Regions from separate parts of the Homo sapiens genome. Here region 1 is linked to region 2. Evidence: chromatin loops called from intact Hi-C (ENCODE). Cell type or tissue: Caco-2. All regions are shown on one strand. Each heading gives the region's core, and the rest is flanking DNA. Links, peaks and the distances in the headings are about the cores only.

Region 1 (12,423 bases), core at 99-8,098, 130 kb before region 2:
GTCTCCCTCTCTCCCCATCTTTCTATTGTAATTTCTGTTTTTTCTGGTTCTGACTTTAATTTTTTAAAAAATTCATATTTTAACAGCTTATATATATTTTTATGTAAAAGAGTTATGTATGTTTTTTATCAAAATAACTCATGCATATAATTTTTTCTTAAAATATTAAAAGGGTCTGGGCATGGTGGCTCATGCCCGTAATCCTAGCACTTTGGGAGGCCGAGGTAGGTGGATTGCTTGAGCCCCAGAGTTTGAGACCAGCCTCGGCAAGATGGCAAAACCTCATGTCTACAAAAAAATACAAAAATTAGCCGGTGTGGTAGCAGGTGCCTGTAGTTTCAGCTACTCAATAAGCTGAAGTGGGAGGATTGCTTGAGCCCAGGAGGTTGAGACTTCAGTGAGCTGTGATTATGCCACTGCACTCCAGCCTGGGCAACAGAGTGAGACCCTGTGTCAAAAAAAAATAAAAAATAAGTTTGGGTGTAGTGGCTCACACCTGTAATCCCAACACTTTGGGAGGCCAAGGCAGGCAGATCACCTGAGGTTGGGAGTTCAAGACCAGCCTGAACAACATGGAGAAACACATCTCTACTAAAAATACAAAATTAGCCAGGTGTGGTGGCGCATGCTTGAAATCCCAGCTACTCAGGAGGCTGAGGCCAGAGAATCACTTGAACCCAGGAGGCGGAGGTTGTGGTGAGCCGAGATCACACCATTGCTCTCCAGCCTGGGCAACAAGAGCGAAACTCTGTCTCAAAATAAATAAATAAATAAATAAATAAATATAAAAGAAATTTAGAAATTTATGTGGGAAAACAACCATCTCCTTCCCTGGAGACAGACACTTCAGCTTTTTTAGTTGTCACTTATTGTATATACTTCCATATTTCTGAATAGCAGGCTTATCTTTTTACTTCCTAATTTACAGTTCTAGACATTATCTATTAACTTTTTTTGTTTGTTTGTTTTTGTTTTTGTTTTTGAGACGGAGTCTCACTCTGTGCCAGGCTGGAATGCAGTGGTGCGATATCGGCTCACCACAACCTGAGCCTCCCGGGTTCAAGCGATTCTCCTGCCTCAGCCTCCTGAGTAGCTGGGACTACAGGCACGTACCACCATGCCCAGCTAATTTTTGTATTTTTAGTAGAGATGGGGTTTCACCACGTTGGCCAGGATGGTCTTGTTCTCCTGACCTTGTGATCCACCCGCCTCGCCCTCCCAGAGTGCTGGGATTACAGCTGTGAGCCACCGCACCCAGCCATCTATTAACATTTTTTGAGACAGAGTCTGGCTCTGTTGCCTAGGCTGGAGTGCAGTGGTACCATCTTGGCTCACTGCAACGTTCCCCTCCCAGGTTCAAGCAATTCTCCTGCCTCAGCCTCCCAAGTAGCTGGGGTTACAGGCGACTGCCACCATGCCCGGCTAATTTTTTGTATTTTTAGTAGAGACAGGGTTTCACCATGTTGGTCAGGCTGGTCTTGAACTCCTGACCTCAAGCGATCCGCCCACCTCAGCGTCTGAAAATGCTGGGATTACAGGCATGAGCACTGTGCCCAGCCTATTAACTTATTATTATGGTAATTCTCTTTAATGTCCAATTTTCCTTCCCTCTCTCCTTCTGATATAATTATACCGTAATTTTTGGTTGATAGTATTTACATTATTGACTAAGTATTGTTTACTGCATGGAAGTGTATTATGTTTGTCCCTTTCTTATGCTTGGTTTTGCCTTGAGTTAATAATTGCTTTATTTTATTTATTTATTTTGAGACAGAGTCTCACTCTGTCACCCAGGCTAGAGTGCAGTGGTACGATCTTGGCTCACTGCAACCTCCATCTCCCAGGTTCAAGCAATTCTCCTGCCTCAGCCTCACGAGTAGCTGGGATTACAGACAGCAGCAACCACGCCCAGCTAATTTTTGTGTTTTTAGTGGAGACAGGGTTTTACCATGTTGGCCAGGCTGGTCTTGAACTCCTGACCTCAAGTGATCCGCCTACCTCCACCTCCCAAAGTGCTGGTATTATAGGGGTGAGCCACCACACCTGGCCTTCTCCAGATTTTTTAGTTCTGTTTATGTGTTTGGGCTGCTCTCTTTCATGTACACAACTTCCTTTAAGTATCTAGCGAACTTTGGTTTTCTGTTGACTTCTTTGCGTTTTTGGTTTTGGAGACAGGGTCTTACTCTGTCACCCAGGATGGAGTGCAGTGGCACTATAATCGCTCACTGTAGCCTCCACCTCCCAGAGGTGATCCTTCCACCTCAACCTCCCAAGTAGCTGGGACTATAGGTGTACACTACCACACCCAGCTTATTTTCAATTTTTTTGGAGACGTGGGATCTCCCTATGTTGCTTCCCTGTGTTGCCTAGACTGGTCTTGAACTCCTAGGCTCAAGTGATCCTCCCACCTCAACCACCCAAAGTGTTGGGATTACAGGCATGAGCTGCCATGCCCAGCCTGTTACATTTTTAAATGAGGCACTAGGTCGGGCATGGTGGCTCACGCCTGTAATCCCAGCACTTTGGGAGGCTGAGGCGGGCGGATCACTGAGGTCAGGAGTTTGAGACTAGCCTGGCCAACATGGTGAACCTGTCTCTACTAAAAATAAAAAAATTAGCTGGGCGTGGTGGCATGCACCTGTAATCCCAGCTACTCAGGAGGCTGAGGCAAGAGAATCGCTTGAACCCAGGAGGCGGAGGTTGCAGTGAGCCGAGATCGTGCCACTGCACTCCAGCCTGGGCGACAAGAGTGAGACTCCATCTCTAAATAAATAAATAAGGCGCTAAAACACTTAACTGGAAGATTTGTGTGTACACAGTTAATTTTATTGCCTGGCTGATTCTGGTGGTGATTAAGACTTGAACTGCTGGACACGGTGGCTCACGCCTGTAATCCCAGCACTTTAGGAGGCCGAGGTGGGTGGATCACCTGAGGTTGGGAGTTGAAGACCAGCCTGACCAACATGGAGAAACCCCGTCTCTACTAAAAATACAAAATTACCCAGGTGTGGTGGCACATGCCTGTAATCCTAGCCACTCGGGAGGCTGAGGCAGGAGAACCACTTGAACCCTGGAGGTGCGGGTTGTGGTAAGCCGTGATAGTGCCACTGCACTCCAGCCTGGTAACGAGCAAAACTCCGTCTCAAAAAAAAAGAAAAGATTTGAACCAGCCTTTTGGTTTGGTGAATTCTCAAATATCAATGTCTGTTAGTTCTCAGAAGAATCAGTTTTCCACCTAAGAGAGTAATATGGCTACCCACTAGCGTTCTGGGAACAAAATGGTAAGAGAGGCTGTGCCAGGGAGTGTCATCTTTTATTTTATTTTATTTATTTATTTATTTTTATTTTTTCTTTTTATTTATTTTTGAGACAGAGTCTCACTGTGTAGCCCAGGCTGGAGTGCAATGGCGTGATCTCGGCTTACTGCAACCTCTGCCCCCCAGGTTCAAGCGATTCTCCTGCCTCAGCCTCTCGAGTAGCTGGGACTACAGGCACGTGCCACCATGCCCGGCTACTTTTTTGTATTTTTAGTAGAGATGGGGTTTCACTGTGTTAGCCAGGATGTTCTCGATCTCCTGACCTTGTGGTCCGCCCACCTCGGCCTCCCAAAGTGCTGGGATTACAGGCATGAGCCACCGCGCGTGGCCCAGGAGTGTCATCTTTTAAAATACATATCTTAATTCCCATTTTCATTTTTATTATAGATTTATTAATTTTCTTGATTGGGAAATACATACTTAGGGCCAACAACTTAAAGGCTACAAAAAGCATATAGAGTGAAAAGATAGTCTGTCTTAGCTGGGCATTATGGGCATTATGTGATTATGGCTCACACCTATAATCCCAGCACTTTGGAAGGCCGAGGCAGGTGGATCACCTGAGGTCGGGAGTTTGAGACCAGTCTGGCCAACATGGCGAAACTCGTCTCTACTAAAAATACAAAAATTAGCCAGGCATGATGGCTCACGCCTGTAGTCCCAGCTACTCAGGAGGCTAAGGCAGGAGAATCACTTGAACCTGGGAGATGGAGGTTGCAGTGAGCTGAGATCTTGCTACTGCACTCCAGCCTGGGTGAGAGAGCAAGAGTCTGTCTCAATAGAAAAAAAAAAGATAGTCTGTCTCCTTCACTTTGTCCCCTCAACCAGCCAGTTTTCTTTCTCAGGAGCATTTGCTTTGTTAATCTGTTGTGTGGTCTTTCTACCTAGGCATATGTACATGTCTTCATGCATATGTATATGTATTTTTTGTTGTTTTCACAAAATCGTAGCATATTATACACACTGTTCCTCTGTACCTTTTTTTAAAAAAAAAACTTAATCTGTGTTTGCTTTGCTTTTGGAGGCCATGCTTTTTTTTTTTAAGTTTGTGGGTTTGTTCCGATGGTTACCTTAAAAGCTATGATTTTATATATAATATAATATGCTCACTGACTTCCCTCAAGTAACAATTACTAAATTAGTTTTACTTTCATTTCCTTTTCTCCCCCGACTTTCTTTATTTTCCAGATTTAATGGTTATATTGTTTTTATTAGTATTTATGTTTATACCCTTAAATTGTTTATTTTTTTATTTTTGAGACAAGTTCTCTCCCTCTTTCTTAGGCTGGAGTGCAGTGGCATGATCACAGCTCGCTGTAGCCTCGACCACCTGGACCCAAGTGATCTTCCTGCCTCAGCCTCCTGTGTAGCTGGGACCACAGGCATGTGTCACCACCCCTGGCTAATTTATTATTTTTTTTTGTAGAGATGGGGGTCTCACTATGTTGCCAGGACTGGTCTTGAACCCCAGGGCTCCAGTGATCTTCCTGCCCCAGTCTCTCAAAGTGTTCATATTATAGTCATGAGCCACTGAGCCTGGCCGATTTAATTTAATATCTTTAAATGCTATTTTGTGATCCTGTCCATATTTTATAGGCCCAACAATAACAATTTTTTTGTGGTAAAATATACAAACCATAAAATGTACCATTTTAACCATTTTTAAGTGTACAATTCAGTGCTATTAAGTACATTGACAGTGTTGTGCACCCATCACCACCAACGGTCTCTTGAACTTTTTCATCATCCCAAATTAAAATTCTGTACCCATTAAACAAAAAGTCCCCATTACCTGAAGAATAAACCTCCATTTTACTGTAAGGTAGAGCTATCTGAGGACAAAACCTTAATGTGTAAATTTCAGCTGTTTCTTTCATTTTCTGTTCCAAGTTTCATTTCTACATTCCTCCTCAGTTCTTATTCTCAGTTCTCTAATTTCTGAGCCTTTGCAGGGCAAATTAGTTCATTCTCATTGATATATCTTCTCTTCAGATATTAATACTTAAGTTATAGCTATCTCCCCTCTGCTAGATGAGTTACCATTCTTCCAAACACTTTCTATCTTTCAAAAATACATTGAAATTTCTCATCTTCTGACTGGTTCTTTTTCATTACTTGTCCTTTTGGTTTTATACCTTTTTTATTCCCCTATTTAATTTTCTTTGAGTTTTAGAAGGGAGAAGAAATGAGAGGTTGTATGCCATATTTATCCTGAAGTCTAAAATTAATTAATTTTTTAAATTAATTGAGACTAACTTTTTAGTGCTGATATGATTTTAGGTACATGTGAATTGGTGATAACACATTGTATTCTCTCTCCTAGATTGCTTAGATTGAGATTGATAACATATTAGCCTTCTTACTCATTTAAAATTCTTTGTCTGGGGTAGGGGAAATGGGAAGATACTGCTCAAAGGTTATACATTTTCAGCTGTAAGTTGAATAAGTTCTAGCAATCTAGTGAGCAGTATGGTAACTGCAGTTAATAATAATGTATGATATACTTGAAATTTGCTAAGGGAGTAGATCATAAGTGTTCTCACCACACAAAACGTGTAACTATGTGAGGTGATGGTTATATTAATTAGCTTGATTATGGGTATCATCACAGAAGGTATACTTGTATCAAAACACCATGTTGCATACTCTAAATATATACAGTTTTTTATATGTCTGTTATATGTCGATAAGTCTTGAAAAAACAAAAATATTAAAAAAGATTCTCAAGTTTTTAAAGACTGATAGTTTTTCTGTAGTTGTAATGTAAAATAGTCACATTCCATTTTGATCCATGGTAACAATTTAAAAAATGACTTTAGGCCGGGCGCGGTGGCTCACGCCTGTAAGTAATCCCAGCGCTTTGGGAGGCAGAGGTGGGTGGATCACCTGAGGTCGGGAATTCGAGACCAGCCTGACCAACATGGAGAAACCCCATCTCTACTAAAAATATAAAACTAGCTGAGCGTGGTGGCGCATGCCTGTAATCTCAGCTACTCGGGAGGCTGAGGCAGGAGAATTGCTTGAACCCGGGAGGCGGAGGTTGCAGTGAGCGGACATTGCACCACTGCCCTCCAGCCTGGCGATAGAGTGAGACTTCATCTCAGATAGATAGATAGATAGATAGATACATAGATACATAAATACATAGATACATAGATAATGACTTTATTCTTTTTTCTTGTTATTTAGTGGATGGAAGCACAGTATATGCAGAGAGTGTGATTCTGACTACTGGGACATTTCTGAGAGGCATGATTGTAATTGGATTGGAGACGCATCCAGCAGGACGTTTAGGGGATCAGCCTTCTATAGGATTGGCTCAGACACTGGAGAAGTTAGGGTTTGTGGTGGGAAGGTTGAAGACTGGGACTCCACCCCGAATTGCCAAAGAGTCCATTAATTTCAGTATTCTAAACAAGCATATACCGGACAATCCATCCATACCATTCAGCTTTACCAATGAGACAGTATGGATTAAGGTAAGATACTTTACGAAAACCTGGCTTACAGCTGGTATTGGCTATTCACAGCAGGAAGTACTGTAACTTTTTTTTTTTTTTTTTGGCAGCAGTTCACTTTATAGCACTATTGCTTATAGTGCAAAGAAATGATTTTTTTTTTTTTTTTTTGAGATAAGGTCTCACCTTGTCACCCAGGCTGGAGTGCAGTGGTACAATTATGGGTCACTACAGCCTTGACCTCCTGGGCTCAAGTGATCCTCCCACCTCAACCCCCTTGAGTAGCTGAGACCATAGGCATGAGCCATTGTGCCTGGCTTTTTAAAATTTTTTTGAGAAATGGGGTTTCACTATGTTGCCCAGGCTGGTCTCGAACTCCTGGGCTCAAAGGATCCACCCCCCTTGGCCTCCCAAAGTGCTGGGATTGCAGGTGTAAACCACCGAACCCAGCCAAAGAAGTTATCCTTTTTTTTTTTTGTGGTGGAGACTTGCTCTGTCACCCAGACTGGAGAGCAGTGGCACGATCTCAGCTCACTGCAACGTCTGCCTCCTGGGTTCAAGCAGTTCTTCTGCCTCAGCCTCCCGAGTATACAGGCACGCGCCACCACACCCGGCTAATTTTTATATTTTTAATAGAGACAGTGTTTCACCATATTGGCCAGGCTGGTCTCGAACTCCTGACCTCGTGATCCACCCATTTCAGCCTCTCAAAGTGCTGGGATTATAGGCGTCAGCCACTGCACTCAGCCTAAAGAAGTAATCTCTAAAAGGGATTAGCTAACTTGGCTAATTGGGTATTTCCCCATAAATCGTAAATTTCTTTTTTTTGTTTTTTTGAGACAGTCTCAGTCTGTCGCCCTGCTGGAGCGCAATGGTGAAATCTTGGTGCACTGCAACTTCCGCATCCTGGGTTCAAGCGATTCTCCCACCTCAGCCTCCCTAGTAGCTGGGATTGCAAGCACCCGCCATCATGCCTGGCTAATTTTTATAGTTTTGTAGAGACGGGGTTTCACCATGTTGGCCAGGCTGGTTTTGAACTCCTGACCTTAGGTGATCCGCCTGCCTCAACCTCCCAAAGTGCTGGTGCTGGGATTACAGATGTGAGCCACTGCACCCGACTTTTTTTTTTTTCTTTTTTTGAGACGGAGTTTCGCCATTGTTGCCCAGGCTGGAGTGCAATGGCGCAATCTCGGCTTACTGCAACCTCCGCCTCCCAGGTTCAAGCAATTCTCCTGCCTCAGCCTCCTGAGTAGCTGGGATTACAGGCTCCTGCCGCCACACTGGCTAATTTTTGTATTTTTAATAGAGACGGTGTTTTGCCATGTTGGCCGGGCTGGTTTCAAACTCCTTACCTTAGGTAATCCACCCTCCTCAGCCTCCCAAAGTGCTAGCATTACAGGCGTGAGCCACCGTGCCTGGCAAATCTTAAATTTCATTACTTTTATAACCTTACATATTTTGTAAATTAAGCTTTTATTTTAAAAAATTTTTTCATTTATTATTATTTTTAATAGAGACAGGGTCTCGCCATATTGCCCAGGCTGGTCTCGTACTCCTGAGCTCAAGCCATCCGCCCACCTCAGCCTCTCAAAGTGCTGGGATTACAGGCATGAGCGACCGCACCTGGTCAAATAGGCGTTTTTTGTTTTGTTTTGTTTTGCTTTTTGAGATGGAGATTCAGTCTTGTTGCCCAACCTGTGGTGCAATGGCACGATCTCAGCTCACTGCAGCCTCCGCCCCCTGGGTTCAAGCAATTCTCCTGCCTCAGCCTCCCTAGTAGCTGGGATTACAGGTGCCCGCCGCCATGCCCAGCTAATTTGTTTTTGCATTTTTAGTAGAGACAGGGTTTCACCATGTTGATCAGGCTGGTCTTGAACTCTTTTTTTTTTTTTTTCTTTGAGATGGCATTTCACTCTTGTTGCCCAGGCTGGAACGCAACAGCACAATCTCGGCTCACTGCAACATCCACCTCACGGGTTCGAGCAATTCTCCCGCCTCAGTCTCTTAAGTAGCTGGGATTACAGGCATGTGCCACCACACCTGGCTAATTTTGTATTTTTAGTAGATGGGGTTTCTCCATGTTGGTCAGGCTGGTCACGAGCTCCCGACCTCAGGTGATCCGCCCGCCTCGGCCTCCCAAAGTGTTGGGATTACAGGTGTGAGCCATCGCACCCAACTGGTCTCAAACTCTTGACCTCAGGTGATCCACCTTCAGCCTCCCAAAATGCTGGGATTACAGGCGTAAGCCACCATGCCCGGCCTAAATTAAGCTTTTGAAACGATATCAGGTGGTGCTGCTGGAAAGGCAGCCGCCCCCTTGCCCATTACACAATGCATTTTTATGGAGAACCCGACACTGAACCATTCTTAGATGACCTGCTTCTGGGGTGGGATTTCAGACATAGCAGAGCAACTTCCTCGCTGCGATCTATTGAAAGTTAACCCTCAGCTGGGCGTGGTGGCTCATGCCTGTAATCCCAACAGTTTGGGAGGCTGAGGCAGGTGGATCACTTGAGGTCAGGAGTTCAAGACCAGTCTGGCCAACATGGTGAAACTCCATCCCTACTAAAAATAAAAAAAAAATAAAAAAATTAGCCAGGCATGGTGGCTCATGCCTGTAATCCCAGCTACTCGGGAGGCTGAGGCAGGAAAATTGCTCGAACCTGGGAGGCAGAGGTTGCAGTTAGCTGTGATTGTGCCACTGCACTCCAGCCTCCAGCCTGGGCAACAGCAAGACTCCATCTCAAAAAAAAAAAAAAAAAAAGAAAGTTAACCCTCAACGCATATAATTTTATTTTAAAAAGACGGAGAAAAACAAAAAAAAGTAAGCAACATCGAGAAAAAGTTGTAAGACTTTTCTCAATGTAAGAGTTTTTTCACAACAAACTCCTATAAACCATTGAACGTCACTCACTGTTAATATTTTACCATATTTATCGCTATAGATATATCAATTTATGTCCATATTTACTGTGTAAGATGGTAATATACACATTTATTCTTATTCTTTTTTTTCTGGAATATTTGGGAGTAAATTGCAGAGATGATGAGCTCTTACCTTAAGCCTATATCTCAACTAAGCACAGAGACATCCTTTTATATAACCCTTATGCAATGATGAAATTCAGAGTACGATGCAGGGACAATAAAATTTAAATTTTTTTTTTTTTTTTGAGACGGAGCCTCACACTATCCCCCAGGCTGGAGTGCAGTGGTGCAATCTCGGCTTACTGCAATCTCGCCTTCTGAGTTCAGTCAGTTCTCATGCCTCAGCCTCCTCAGTAGCCGGGATTACAGGCACCCGCCAACACGCCTGACTAATTTTTGTAGTTTTAGTGGAGACAGGGTTTCACCATGTTGGGCAGGCTGGTTTTGAACTGCTGTTCTTAAATGATCTGCCCGCCTTGGCCTCCCAAGTGTTAGGATTACAGGCATGAGCCACTGCGCCTGACCAAAAAATTTTTTTAAAGACAGAAAAGAGTCCAGGCGCAGTGGCTCATGCCTATAATCCTAGCACTTTGGGAGGCCAAGGCAGGTGGATCACTTGAGGTCAGGAGTTCAAGACCAGCTTGGCCAATATGGTGAAACCTCACCTCTACTAAAAATACAAAAATTAGCTGGGCATGGTGGCATGCGCCTGTAATCCCAGCTACTCAGGAGGCTGAGGCATGAGAATCGCTTGAACCAGGGATGGGGAGGTTGCAGTGAGCTGAGATTGTGCCACTGCACTGCAGCCTGGGCAACAGCAAGACTATGTCTCAAAAAAAAAAAAAAAAAAAAAAGAAATTCGGAGAATTTAACACTGATACAGTGCTATTATCTAACATAAAGTCCGTAGTCACATTTTGCTAATTGGTAAATATTGTCCAAAGCAGCTTTTTTTTTTTTTTTGAGATAGGATCTCACTGTGTTGCCCAGGCTGGAGTGCAGTGGTGCAATCTCAGCTCACTGTAACCTCCGCCTCCCAGGCTTGGATGATCCTTTTACCTCAGCCTCCCAAGTAGCTGCGACCACAGGTGCTCACCACCATGGCTGGCTACTTTTTGTATTTTTTGTAGAGATGAGTTTTTGCAGTGTCACCCAGGCTGGTCTCAAACTCATGGACTGAAGGGATCTGCCTGCCTTGGGCCCCAAAAGTGCTGGGATTACAAGTATGAGCCACCAAGCCTAGCCCAAAACAACCTTTTTATTCCCAATCAAGGGTCATGCATTGCGTTTAATTGTCATTTCTCTTTAAAGTCTTTTATCTGGAACAGTTTGTCAATCTTTAATGGTGCCGACATTTTTGAAGTGTAGAGGCCACTTTTACCTATCTCTCGAGTTTTAAAAAAATGTGGCGTGGCATGGTGGCTCACACCTGTAATCCCAGCACTTTGGGAGGCCAAGGCAGGTGGATCACAAGGTCAAAAGATTGAGACCATCCTGGCCAACATGGTGAAACCCCGTCTCTACTAAAAATACAAAAATTAGCTGGGCATGGTGGCATGCCCCTGTAGTCCCAGCTACTTGGGAGGCTGAGGCAGAATTGCTTGAACCCGGGAGGCAGAGGTTGCAGTGAGCAGAGATGATGCCACTGCACTTCAGCCTGGCGACAGAGCAAGACTCTGTCTCAAAAAAAAAAAAAAAAGTATATTGTATGTGTTTAAGATTGAGGATGAAGAATTGGCCAGGCACAGTGACTCTCACCTGTAATACCAGCACTTTGGGAGGCCAAGGTAGGAGGATCACTTAAGCCTAGGAGTTCAAGACCAGCCTGGGCAACATAATGAGACCCTGCCTGTACAAAAAAAAAATAATTGATGGTCCTAGTTTCTGGTGAGTGTTATCCTGATGTATGGCTTCAAATATTCTGTTACTTTGAGCAAGATACTTTTATATATTTGCTTTGGTAGTATGCAAATTATGATAACCCTTTCTTCTTTTTTGAGACAGAGTCTTGCCCAGGCTAGAGTGCAATGGTAATGGCGCAAGCTTGGCCCACTGCAACCTCCACCCCCTGGGTTCAAGCGATTCTCCTGCCTGAGCCTCCCAAGTAGCTGGGATTACAGGCACCTGCCACCATGCCTGGCTAATTTTTTGGATTTTTTTAGTAGAGACAGAGTTTTACCATGTTGACCAGGCTGTTCTCAAACTCCTGACCTCAGGTGATCCACACACCTTGGCCTCCCAAAGTGCTGGGATTACAGGCGTGAGCCACGGCGCCCAGCCCAAACAAAGCAAGGAGTCCCTGGGTGGGCACAAAAACACTTTTTTTTTTTCTTTTTTTTTTTTTTGAGACGGAATCTCGCCCTGTCATCCAGGCTGGAGTGCAATGGTGCAATCTCGGCTCACTGCAACCTCCGCCTCCCAGGTTCAAGTGATTCTCATGCCTCAGCCTCCCGAGTAGCTGGGATTACAGGCACCCGCCACCATGCCCAGCTAATTTTTGTCTTTTTAGTAGAGACAGGATTTCACCATGTTGGCCAGGCTGGTCTCAAACTTCTGACCTCGTGCTCCACCTGCCTTGGCCTCCCAAAGTGTTGATATTACAGGTGTGAGCCACTTGCACTTGGCAATAACTTTTTTAAAAAAGTAACCATGGCCAGGCACGGTGGCTCACACCTGTAATCCCAGCACTTTGGGAGGCTGAGGCAGGTGGATCGCCTGAG
Region 2 (12,263 bases), core at 4,264-12,263:
TGAGGGTGAAGGAAAAATAGGAGGAAATGGTACCTGGGGTCTTACTGAGGGAGGTAATATTCTGTTTCTTGATTGGGTGCTGGTTACACAGATGTATTAACTTTGTGGAAATTCATCTAGCTGCACACTTTAGATTAGTGCATTTATTTATTTTTGTTTTTATTTTTGAGACAGAGTCTCACTCTGTCACCCGGGCTGGAGTGCAGTGGCGCAATCTCGGCTCACTGCAGCCTCCACTTTCTGGGCTGAGGCAATCCTCCCAACTCAGCCTTCCAAGGAGCTGGGATTAGAGGTGCATGCTACCATGCCTGGCTAATTTTCTTTGTGTGTGTATATATATGTATATATATACGTATATATATACATATACATATATATATATATACGTATATATATACATATACATATATATATATATTTTTGGTAGAGATGGGGTTTCGCCATGTTTCCCAGGCTGGTCTTGAACTCCTGGGCTCAAGTGATCCACTCGCCTCAGCCTCCCGCAGTGATGGTACTACAGGTGTGAGCCACCACGCCTGGCCTGGATTTGTGCATTTAAAAAAAGTTATACTTCAATAAAAAGTTTACTGAAGATAGATAGATATACTTCAATAAAAAGTGTACTGGCATGTCCCTGAATCATGCCTAACACTAACTAACACTAAGAAAGTCTTATGCCTGTGCACGGTCTCCTGGGTTCTCAGGTGAAAGGTGTCAGGTGGATCAAGTAAATACTGTTAAGATGAACTCAAGTTCAGCTTTGAGGATCTGTGACATCAGAGAGAGGCCTGGCAAGTATAAAAGATCTTGAATGGCATACAAAGCAGGATATAACATGGGATCTGTCAGTAAGACAACTGTTCAGTGTATAACCCTGTGGCATAAAAATATCAGACAGTTATCTAAATTTCTGGGTCATGTGACTACCTTTAACAACCATTTTTTGGATTTTTTCAATTTCAGTCTAACCAGAGTGGTGACTACATTTGCAGCATTAACTAAGAAACACACGGCCGGGCGTGGTGGATCACGCCTGTAATCCCAGCACTTTGGGAGGCCGAGGCGGGCGGATCATGAGGTCAGGAGATCGAGACCATCCTGGCTAACATGGTGAAACCCCGTCTTTACTAAAAAAATAAAAAATTAGCCGGGCGTGGTGGCTGGTGCCTGTAGTCCCAGCTACTCGGGAGGCTGAGGCAGGAGAATGGCGTGAACCTGGGAGGTGGAGCTTGCAGTGAGGCTGAGATCGCTCCACTGCACTCCAGCTTGGGCAACAGAGCAAGACTCCCTCTCAAAAACAAAACAAAACAAAACTGGTTGGGCGTGGTGGCTCATGCTTGTAATCCCAGCACTTTGGGAGGCTGAGGTGGGTGGATCACCCGAGGTCAGGAGTTCAAGACCAGCCTGGCCAACATGGCGAGACCCTGTCCCTACTAAAAATACAAAAATTAGCTGGGCGTGGTGGCAGGCTCCTGTAATCCCAGCTACTCGGGAGGCTGAGGCAGGAGAATTGCTTGAACCTGGGAGGCGGAGGTTGCAGTGAGCTGAGATCATGCCATTGCACTCCAGCCTGGGGAACAAGAGTGAAACTCCGTCTCAAAAATAAATAAATAAATAAACCAGGCCAGGCGTGGTGGCTTACGCCTGTAATCCTAGCACTTTGGGAGGCCATGGTGGGCGGATCACGAGGTCAGGAGATGGAGACTGTCCTGGCTAACAAGGTGAAACCCCGTCTCTACTAAAAAGACAAAAAATTAGCCAGGCGTGGTGGTGGGCACCTGTAATCCCAGCTACTTGGGAGGCTGAGGCAGGAGAATGGCGTGAACCCGGGAGGCGGAGTTTGCAGTGAGCCAAGATCGTGCCACTGCACTCCAGCCTGGGCAACAGAGTGAGACTCCGTCTCAAAAACAAAACAAAACAAAACAAAAAAAACCAAGCAGGCCAGGCATGGCGGCTCATGCCTGTAATCCCAGCACTTTGGGAGGCCGAGGTAGGTGGCTACCTTGAGCCCTGGAGTTTGAGACCAGCCTGGGCAAGGTGGTGAAACCCCATCTTTACAAGAAGTAGGAAAATTAGCTGGACATGGTAGTGTACATCTGTAGTCCCAGCTACTTGGGGGGCTGAGGTAGGAAGATCACCTGAGCCTGGGGAGGTTGAGGCTGCAGTGAGCCATGATTGCGCCACTGCACTCTAGCCTGGGCGATGGAGACCCTGTCTCAAAAAACAAAGAAACAAACAAACAAACAAAAAACCCAAACAAACAAGCAGTAGAACTAGCAATGAGGAAGTGAAAGAGAAGGCACTGGGAAGCCAGTATGAGGTCATTTATTTGGGAAAAAAGGAGAAACATGAAGAAAGAAACACCCTGTGGTGGCTATACTTGTCTGAGATGAGTGCATTTTAATGAAAAAAAATCTTAGATACTCATCTTAAATTCTGCTGAGGAATCAGTCAATAATTACATCTTATACCAGAAAGAAATGTTTGAAACAGCTTCTTAGGATTACTAAGACAAAGCTGCCCTGTGTGGTCTCTGGGACAAAATAATACTTCAGTGTTATCTGAAGGCAATGAGTGAACTTAAAATCAATCGTTGTACTACAAGTCTCACACAGCTCCTAGTTTGTTTTTTAACAAAAATTCCACCAGTTTTTAGAGAATACTGTTTTGTTTATAACAACATTGAACCTCAGACACACTTTGAATTTTAATTATTGCATTATTTATTTATATGCTGACTCATTCCACAAAGTTTTTGAGGCAGTGCTCAAAGTAAGAAATTACAGGCTGGGCGCGGTGGCTCATGCCTGATATCCCAGCACTTTGGGAGGCTGAGGCGGGTGGATCATTTGAGGTCAGAAGTTCGAGACCAGCCTGGCCAACATGGTGAAACCCCATCTGTACTAAAAATTCAAAAATTAGCCGGGTGTGGTGGCACGTGCCTGTAGTCCTAGCTACTTGGGAGGCTGAGGCAGGAGAATTGTTTGAACCTGGGAGGCGGAGGTTGCAGTGAGCTGAGATCACGCCACTGCCCTCCAACCTGGGGGACGAGTGAGACTTCATCTCAAAAAGAAGAAAGAAATTACAATTGTGAAGGTAAGTGTGTGCTTTTCCTTTTTAAAAATAATATACTTTAGAGTTTTATTTGGCCGGGTGCAGTGGCTCACTCCTGTAATCCCAGCACTTTGGGAGGCCGAGATGGGCGGATCACCTGAGTTCCAAACCAGCCTGACCAACATGGAGAAGCTCCGTCTCTATTAAAAATACAAAATTAGCTGGGCGTGGTGGCACATGCCTGTAATCCCAGCTATTCGGGAGGCTGAGGCAGGAAAATCGCCGGAACCCGGGAGGCAAAGGTTGTGGTGAGCTGAGATTGCGCCATTGTACTCCAGCCTGGGCAACAAGAGCGAAACTCCGTCTCAAAAAAAAAAACCAAAAAACACACACACACACAAACAAAAAACAAAAATTAGCAGGGCATGGTGGTGAGTGCCTGTAGTTCCAGCTACCTGGGAGGCTGAGGCAGGAGAATCGCTTGAACTTGGGAGGCAGAGGTTGCAGTGAGCTGAGACTGCACCACTGTACTCCAGACTGGGCAACGGAGTGCGAAACTTATTTTATTTTGTTTATTTTTTTATTTTTATTTTTTATTTATTTTATTTTTTTGAGACAGGGTCTCCCGCTCTCACCCAGGCTGGAGTGCAGAGGCATGATCATAGCTCACTGCAGCCTCAAAACCCTGGGCTTATGCATCCACCTGCCTCAGCCTCCTAAGTAGCTGGGACTACAGGTACAAACCACACCCAGCTAAAACAGTGATATCCTTTTAATAGCATTAAACAAATGCTGTAACATATCCCAAATCAAGCGCAGTTCCCACTTGTAAACATACAAGACTGTAATTCAGGAATCCATATTTCCCTAGCAGAAGTGCTGGCATTATCAGTAAGTGAAATGAACACATGGTAGTGAGCTGACTTAGGTTCTGGTGTTGCCACCCTGCTCCATGAGGACAAGGTTAAACATTTTGGACATGTCCATATTGAGACACAGAACTTTAGAAAAAGCATTTCTACAACATTCCTTTTTATTAAGTGAGAGGAAATAGTAACAGGTACCGTGTCACTTAAGGAATTAGAAATGGTAGATGTGGAGAAGAAGTAGGAACACTATCTGTCGGATATATGTCTGAAATCAGTATATTTGGTAATAAGAAAGTCTGTAAGTATGTCCTGAAATTCTTTTTTTTTTTTTGAGACGGAGTCTTGCTCTGTTGCCAGACTGGAGTGCAGTGGTGATGTTGGCTTACTGCAACCTCCGCCTCCTGGGTTTGAGCGATTCTTGTGCCTCAGCCTCCTGAGTAGCTGGGACTACAGGCACCTGCCACCACACCGGCTAATTTTTGTATTTTTAGTAGAGACGGGGTTTCACCATGTTGGTGAGGCTGGTATTGAACTCCTGACCTCGTGATCCACCTGCCTCGGCCTCCCAAAGTGCTGGGATTACAGGCATGAGCCACTGCACCCGGCCAATATCACAACTTTTAACTACTTGTGTGGTTTCAGCTACAGTGTCTTCATTTGACTTAGTTCAATTGTTTTGTCTAAAATCCAAAAACTGTTCTTTGAAAATATACTTTCCCATCCATTAAGGCATTTAGCTTTTTGTTGCTAAAAAGAATTTCATAAGAACATTTAGAATTTTAAACTTAATTAAAATACACTGAACTTTGACACAGATGTGCAGCTCCAAAACCTTTCCAGTTTACAAGTAAATTATCTACTTACATCAGGGGTCAGACTTTTAGCAATGACGGGCCCAACCATTCCTGGAATAGTGGCAAATGTATTTGTGATGCCCAGGAGGATACCAGCATACCTGTAGAAACATTTTCATAGACGTTTATTATTGTGATACACATTTAAACAGCTTCATTCTTTCCTTCTTTTTTTTTTTTTTTTTTGAGACAGAGTCTCACTCTGTGGCCCAGGCTTGAGGGCAGTGGGATGATCTCAGCTCACTGCAGCCTCTGCCTCCCGGGTTCAAGCATGCCTTAGCCTCCTGAGTAGCGGGGACTACAGGCATCCACCATCATGCTGGGCTAGTTTTGTATTTTTAGTAGAGCCGGTGTCTCACCATGTTGGCCAGGCTGCTCTCGAGCTCCTGACCTCAAGTGATCTGCCTGCCTCGGCCTCCCAAAGTGCTGGGATTTCAAGTATGAGCCACAGCGCCTGGCTGCTTCTTTCAATAGACAGCTATTCTGCTCCAGGTTGTGTTCTTGTGAAATTTTATGTCTAAATAAAATGTCTTATTGCAATGGGATTTTATATTCAGCTGGTGAAAAACTTGCATTTCAATAGTTAAGTAGCATTTTAACATTAACATTAGGCCCGGCCGCCACCCCGTCTGGGAAGTGAGGAGCGTCTCTGCCTGGCCGCCCATCGTCTGGGAAGTGAGGAGACCCTCTGCCTGGATGCCCAGTCTGGAAAGTGAGGAGCGTCTCTGCCCGGCCGCCATCCCATCTAGGAAGTGAGGAGCGCCTCTTCCCGGCAGCCATCCCATCTGGGAAGTGAGGAGCGTCTCTGCCCGGCCGCCCATCGTCTGAGATGTGGGGAGCGCCTCTGCCCCGCCGCCCCGTCTGGGATGTGAGGAGCGCCTCTGCCTGGCCCCGACCCCGTCTGGAAGGTGAGGAGCGTCTCTGCCCAGCCGCCCCGTCTGAGAAGTGAGGAGCCCCTCCGCCCGGCAGCCGCCCCGTCTGAGAAGTGAGGAGCCCCTCTGCCCGGCAGCCACCCCGTCTGGGAAGTGAGGAGCGTCTCCGCCCGGCAGCCGCCCCGTCCGGGAGGGAGGTGGGGGGGTCAGCCCCGCGCCCGGCCAGCCGCCCCGTCCGGGAGGGAGGTGGGGGGGTCAGCACCCCGCCTGGCCAGCCGCCCCGTCCGGGAGGGAGGTGGGGGGGTCAGCCCCCCGCCCGGCCAGCCAACCCGTCCGGGAGGTGAGGGGAGCCTCTGCCCGGCCGCCCCTACTGGGAAGTGAGGAGCCCTGCTGCCCGGCCAGCCGCCCCGTCCGGGAGGGAGGTGGGGGGGGGTCAGCCCCCCGCCCAGCCAGATGCCCCGTCCAGGAGGGAGGTGGGGTGGTCAGCCCCCCGCCCGGCCAGCCGCCCCGTCCGGGAGGTGAGGGGCGCCTCTGCCCAGCCGCCCCTACTGAGAAGTGAGGAGCCCCTCTGCCCGGCCAGCCGCTCCGTCCGGGAGGGAGGTGGGGGGGTCAGCCCCCTGCCCGGCCAGCCGCCCCGTCCGGGAGGTGAGGGGCGCCTCTGCCCGGCCGCCCCTACTGGGAAGTGAGGAGCCCCTCTGCCCGGCCACCACCCCGTCTGGGAGGTGTACCCAACAGCTCATTGAGAACGGGCTGGGATGACAATGGCGGTTTTGTGGAATAGAAAGGGGGGAAAGGTGGGGAAAAGATTGAGAAATCGGATGGTTGCCGTGTCTGTGTAGAAAGAAGTAGACATGGGAGACTTTTCATTTTGTTCTGTACTAAGATACATTCTTCTGCCTTGGGATCCTGTTGATCGGTGACCTTACCCCCAACCCTGTGCTCTCTGAAACATGTGCTGTGTCCACTCAGGGTTAAATGGATTAAGGGCGGTGCAAGATGTGCTTTGTTAAACAGATGCTTGAAGGCAGCATGCTCGTTAAGAATCATCACCACTCCCTAATCTCAAGTACCCAGGGACACAAACACTGCGGAACGCCGCAGGGTCCTCTGCCTAGGAAAACCAGAGACCTTTGTTCACTTGTTTATCTGCCGACCTTCCCTCCACTATTGTCCTATGACCCTGCCAAATCCCCCTCTGTGAGAAACACCCAAGAATGATCAATAAAAAAAATAAAAATTAACAACAACAACAACAACAAAAAACATTAACATTAGAGGAAGGCTGGGCGCGGTGGCTCACGCTTGTAATCCCAGCACTTTGGGAGGCCGAGGCGGGTGGATCACGAGGTCAGGAGATCGAGACCATGCTGGCTAACATGGTGAAACCCCGTCTCTACCAAAAATACAAAAAAATTAGCCGGCCGTGATGGCAGGCGCCTCTAGTCCCAGCTACTCGGGAGGCTGAGGCAGGAGAATGGCGTGAACCTGGGAGGCGGAGCTTGCAGTGAGCAGAGATCGCGCCACTGCACTCCAGCCTGGCCGACAGAGCGAGACTCCGTCTCAAAAAAAAAAAAAAAAAAATTACATACAGGAACACAGCCATGGAAATAACCCCTTTTTATAGTGATATAGGAAAGTTCTGAGATATCATTTTCATACAGAAAGCTTAGCATGTCTAGCTTAAAGTTTTTTAAGTTAAAAAAAATTTCTTTCCTGATTTGAAAATTCAATTGTAATTAATTTTTGAAAATTAATACGAAAAAAGAAAAAAATAATGAAGTAAAATTACCTATAATTCTTCCCCATAGAGATGATCAACATTAACATTTTCATAAATATCCTATTTTTTTCTGTCTGTATATATTTCTAGTATGTTATTATAGACGTGAGATCATATCAAACATAAAATTTGCTTGTTCCATTAATTACATTTTTTTTTTTGAGACGGAGTCTCTGTCGCTCAGGCTGGAGTACAGTGGCGCGATCTCAGCTCATTGCAACCTCCGCCTCCTAGGTTCAAGTGATTCTTCTGCTTCAGCCTCCCAAGTAGCTGGGACTATACACGCATGCCATGTAGGTCAGGCTGGTCTTGAACTCCTGATCTCAGGTGATCCACCTGCCTCAGCCTCCCAAATTGCCAAATTGCTGGGATTACAGGCGTGAGCCACTGCACCTGGCCCGATAATTCATTTTTAAAATTGCTGCCTCTTTTTTTTTTTTTTTTTGAGACAGAGTTTCACTCTTGTTGCCCAGACTGGAGTGCAATGGTGTGATCTTGGCTCATTACAACTTCCACCTCCCCAGTTCAAGTGATTCTCCTTCCTCAGCCTCCTGAGTAGCTGGGATTACAGGCATGCACCACCATACCTGGGTAATTTTGTATTTTTAGTAGAAACGGGGTTTCACCACGTTGGTTAGGCTGGTCTCAAACTCCTGACCTCAGGTGATCCACCTGCCCCAGCCTCCCATAGTGCTGGGATTACAGGAGCGAGCCACTGCGCCTGGCCTAAAATTGCTGTCCCTTTACTAGGATGTTTGTCCTGTATATATTCATGAATTCTGGACTTTGAAGATTGTATCTCTTAGGTATCATTTCACATAATCTTATACCTCCTGTATTTCCTGTACACTGATAGTTTCTAGACTCTAGATCCTAGGGGGTTCATTAGATTTAGGTTTAATGTTTTTGGTAAAAAACAAAAACAAAAACAAAAAACAAAAAAAAAACACTTAAAGGAGAAGGAGGAGTTCAGTTAAAAAAAGTGCTGCTTAACTAATTCAGTTATGTATAAAGATCACAAAGTTTTATGTTCAAAACTTGTGCATACACACAGCACTATAACAAAACCATGAAGTACAGATCTTTTTGGCTCATCCCCTTTAGGGGTGTATCTAAATTAACCAAGCTTGGCAGAGCCTCTCTTTTTTTTTTTTCTTTTTAAACCATTAACACCTTGGCAGTAAGAGGAGTCAACTGCAATGTTGCCAGCCTTTCCAGTGACAGATATTAAGTGCAGACGAATGCCATGAAATTCTAAATGTCAGCAACAAGAAGCTCATTCAAGTACTTATATTTCACTTGGCCAGGACAGGCCATGAAAGATTGATGACCACTTGGAAGAAAACAAGTTGTATGGACTCAGTCTGGATTCTGTGCTGTTGGAGTACTATTGGAATTAATAGCTGAAAATCTATCTAATTCCCATGAATTCGGGCAACAAAATTACCATAGAAAAATCTCTATTTTGGGGCCGGGTGTGGTGGTGCATGCCTGTAATCCCAGCATTTTGGGAGGCTGAGGTGGGAGAATTGCTTGAGCCCAGGAGTTTGAGACTAGCCTGGGCAACATGGTGAAACCCTCTCTCTACAAAAACTAAAAAAACACACAAAATTAGCTGGGTGTGTTGGCTCAGGCTGTAGACCCGCTCGCTACTCAGGAGGCTGAGGTGGAGGATTGCAGGAGGATTGCTTGCGACTGCAGTGAGCCGTGGTCTTGCTGCTGTACTCCAGCCTGGGTGACAGGGTGTGACTCTGCCTCAAAAGATAATAAATACATTGATAACATAAAATCTCTATTTCAGTCTATAGAAGTAAAGGCCTATAAAATCCAAGTACACATTTATATGTTAATAGGAATATTATTTATTGGAAAACCTTGTATCTGTTTACTGACTATGTATTGGAAAACCTGATATCAGACATGTTTATAAGGGTTTTATATATCATATTATATCATTTTAATTATAAAATCAACCCCATGAGGAAGGATTATCTTCATTTTATTTTTAAAATTTTAAAATTTTGTTAAGTTTTTTAGAGGTACGATCTTGCTATATTGCCCAGGCAGGTCTTGAACTGCTGGGCCCAAACGATCCTCCCACCTTGGCCTTCCGAAGTCCTGGGATTACAGGCGAGAGCCACTGCACCCAGCTGGATTATCTTCATTTTATAGATGAAGAAAAACCATAAAATGTCACCCAATTTGTCTGATTCTGAATCAGTACTTAATATTATAATGTTATAATCTACAATGCTACCTTGTTAAAAAAAACAAAACACAGTAATCACTGAACCCAATCTGTAGGAAAGATAAATTTTCTCATGCTTCATTTTTCACCACAAGCCCTGGTGTTGAACTTGTTTATGGCTTGTTTATGGTCCTCAAGTGCCTCTGTTTTAACTAGTAGCGTATTACACTGAATGGGCCCTCAGTTGTTACCACAACAAAAAGCAACTATGAAAAACCTAAGATATGTAATCCCCAATAAGATATGTAGCCAAGACTCCTGCAACTAGAAATAACTGATGTGCTTTGAATGAAGAAATTCCAGTTGGAAAAGAAAAACTAAAAAGCTCATCTGAAGAGCTGAATCAAAATATAAGAAAGTTATCCTTTGAGCTAGAACTGCAAGGTTTAAACACACACACACACACACACACACACACACACACACACTAAGGGAGATAAATAATTTTGACTTTGGGCTGGGCATGGTGGCTCACGCCTGTAATCCTAGCACTTTGGGAGGTTGAGGCTGGCGGATCACCTGAGGTCGGGAGTTCGAGACCAGCATGACCAACATGGAGAAACTCCCTCTCTACTAAAAATACAAAATTAGCAGGGTGTGGTGGCACATGCCTGTAATCCCAGCTACTTGGGAGGCTGAGGCAGGAGAATCACTTGAACCCAAGAGGCAGAGGTTGCGGTGAGCTGAGATTGCACCATTGCACTCCAGCCTGGGCAACAAGAGTGAAACTCCATCTCAAAAACAAAACAAAACAAAAAACAAATAATAATAATTTTGAATTTGATGAGATTTATTTATTTATTTATTTATTTAATTTTTTGAGACTGAGTCTCACTCTGCAGCCCAGGCTGGAGTGCAGTAGCACAATCTCTGCTCACTGCAACCTCCAACTCCTGGGTTCAAGCAATTCTCATGCCTCAGCCTCCTGAGTCAGTGGGATTATAGTCGCCCGCCACCACACCTGGTTAATTTTTGTATTTTTAGTAGAGATGGGGTTTCACCATGTTGGTCAGGCTGGTCTGGAGCTCCTAACCTCAAACGATCCAACCGCCTCAGCCTCCCAAAGTGCTGGGATTACAGGCATGAGCCACCTCACCGGGCCTACTTACATTTGGAATAGTTGTGTCTCAGTCAGCTGAGAACCAGTACAGCAGTCCTCATTATCTGAGGCACAAAGGCACTTGCTTACCATCCTCCCAACTGCTACAACTATTTGCTGGCATCATTTATGTTACTAAACCTGTTTAGCTTCTTATGATATCTAGATAAATGTCTTTTTCGGCTTATAAGACTCATAAAATTTCAGGGTTGGACCTGGGTCTTTAAGATGTAGACTTCAACCACCCACCTGATGCTTGAAGCTCAGGCACAGGATCCCCCTGCTGCCTGTCCAGCATTATACTTCATGACATGACCCACCATCATCCAGGCCAGCTTAAGCTTATACAGATGCCAGCAGGAATCATGTTACTTTCATGTTTGTGTCTTCAACATCTGGTACAGTGCCTGGCACAGTGTTTCTCAAATGACTAGATCCGTTAATGAGCATGCTATTACACTGAAATTTAGTAGTGACAAATTTATCTAATTGTACATCCAATTCATCTTTCTCCACCTTGTCCAAAACGGCATCTATCATAGGAGGCCTGGCTGAAGTCCTGACATATCAAATCTACTATATTTTCTTTATTCTATTAGGCTAAAAATTATGTTGAGAAGTTAGACTGTTTTGCCATTTTGGCTCTTAGTGACCCAATGGTGGCTCTTTAGTGGTCAGCATTTTCCTTTCTGAAAGCACACCAATCATCACTTTAATATTTTACTTGGATTGATCTGTGACCCTGGTCACCACACCTGACTCAAAGTTAGCCAGAAAATAATTACATCTATTGCATTATATGCAAATACCTTTATTGCATTATGAGCAAAGTGTTCTGTGCGTGTTCTATTTAATCTTCACAACGATCTTATAAGGTAGGTACCATGGATATTTGGTTTTCTTTTTCTTCAGCATCTATTTTCATCTTTTGACAATAGCACTATTTTTTTTTTTTTTGAGATGGAGTTTCACTCTTGTCACCCAGGCTAGAGTGCAATTGCTCACTGCAACCTCCACCTCCCAGGTTCAAGTGATTTTCTGCCTCATCCTTCCAAGTAGCTGGGATTACAGGTCCTACCACCCCACCTGGCTAATTTTATATTTTTAGTAGAGACAGAGTTTCACCATGTTGGCCAGGCTGGTCTTGAACTCCTGACCTCAGGTGATCTGCCCACCTTGGTCTCCCAAAGTGCCGGGATTACAGGCATGAGCCATTACACCCGGCCGACCATAGCTCCAATTTTTATCCGATGATCCAATTTTCTTTCATTGCTAGTTCAAGAGAGCAGGGGGGGCCCTCATCAGATTCCAGAGATTCTAATAAGACTTCAGGAACCTGATGAATCCTAAGCTACCTTTCAGATTTATTAAATGGTGTGGGTGACTTACCACCTTCTGGCTGGATGGCTGCTGAACCAATTTTATGTTCCTTATAATTTTTTTTTTTTTTTTTTTGAGATGGAGTCTCACTTTGTCACCCAGGCTGG

The links. Hi-C counts contacts between places; a loop is a spot of excess contacts. Peaks named below come from ENCODE experiments on the same cell type or tissue, not always from the same donor. Only the 100,000 strongest peaks of a DNase experiment are listed, where the experiment ranks them.
Region 1: a loop joins it to region 2, with 21 times the contacts of the local background. A loop is called at or near these places in 6 of 110 quality-filtered maps.

The regions. Positions count from the first base shown.
Region 1 is chr6:73,466,859-73,479,281 of GRCh38, forward strand. MTO1 (mitochondrial tRNA translation optimization 1) reads left to right here. Exons shown (of 12, transcript NM_012123.4): 4 at 6,507-6,796. Among named protein-coding and RNA genes, the nearest start is that of MTO1, 11 kb to the left of the region's middle. RefSeq lists an enhancer at 5,304-5,373. In Caco-2, for the core only: no CTCF peak of the experiment used is centred there; no DNase peak of the experiment used is centred there.
Region 2 is chr6:73,595,564-73,607,826 of GRCh38, forward strand. SLC17A5 (solute carrier family 17 member 5) reads right to left here. Exons shown (of 11, transcript NM_012434.5): 10 at 4,788-4,878. Among named protein-coding and RNA genes, the nearest start is that of SLC17A5, 52 kb to the right of the region's middle. RefSeq lists an enhancer at 2,596-2,765. In Caco-2, for the core only: a CTCF peak has its summit at 11,045; no DNase peak of the experiment used is centred there.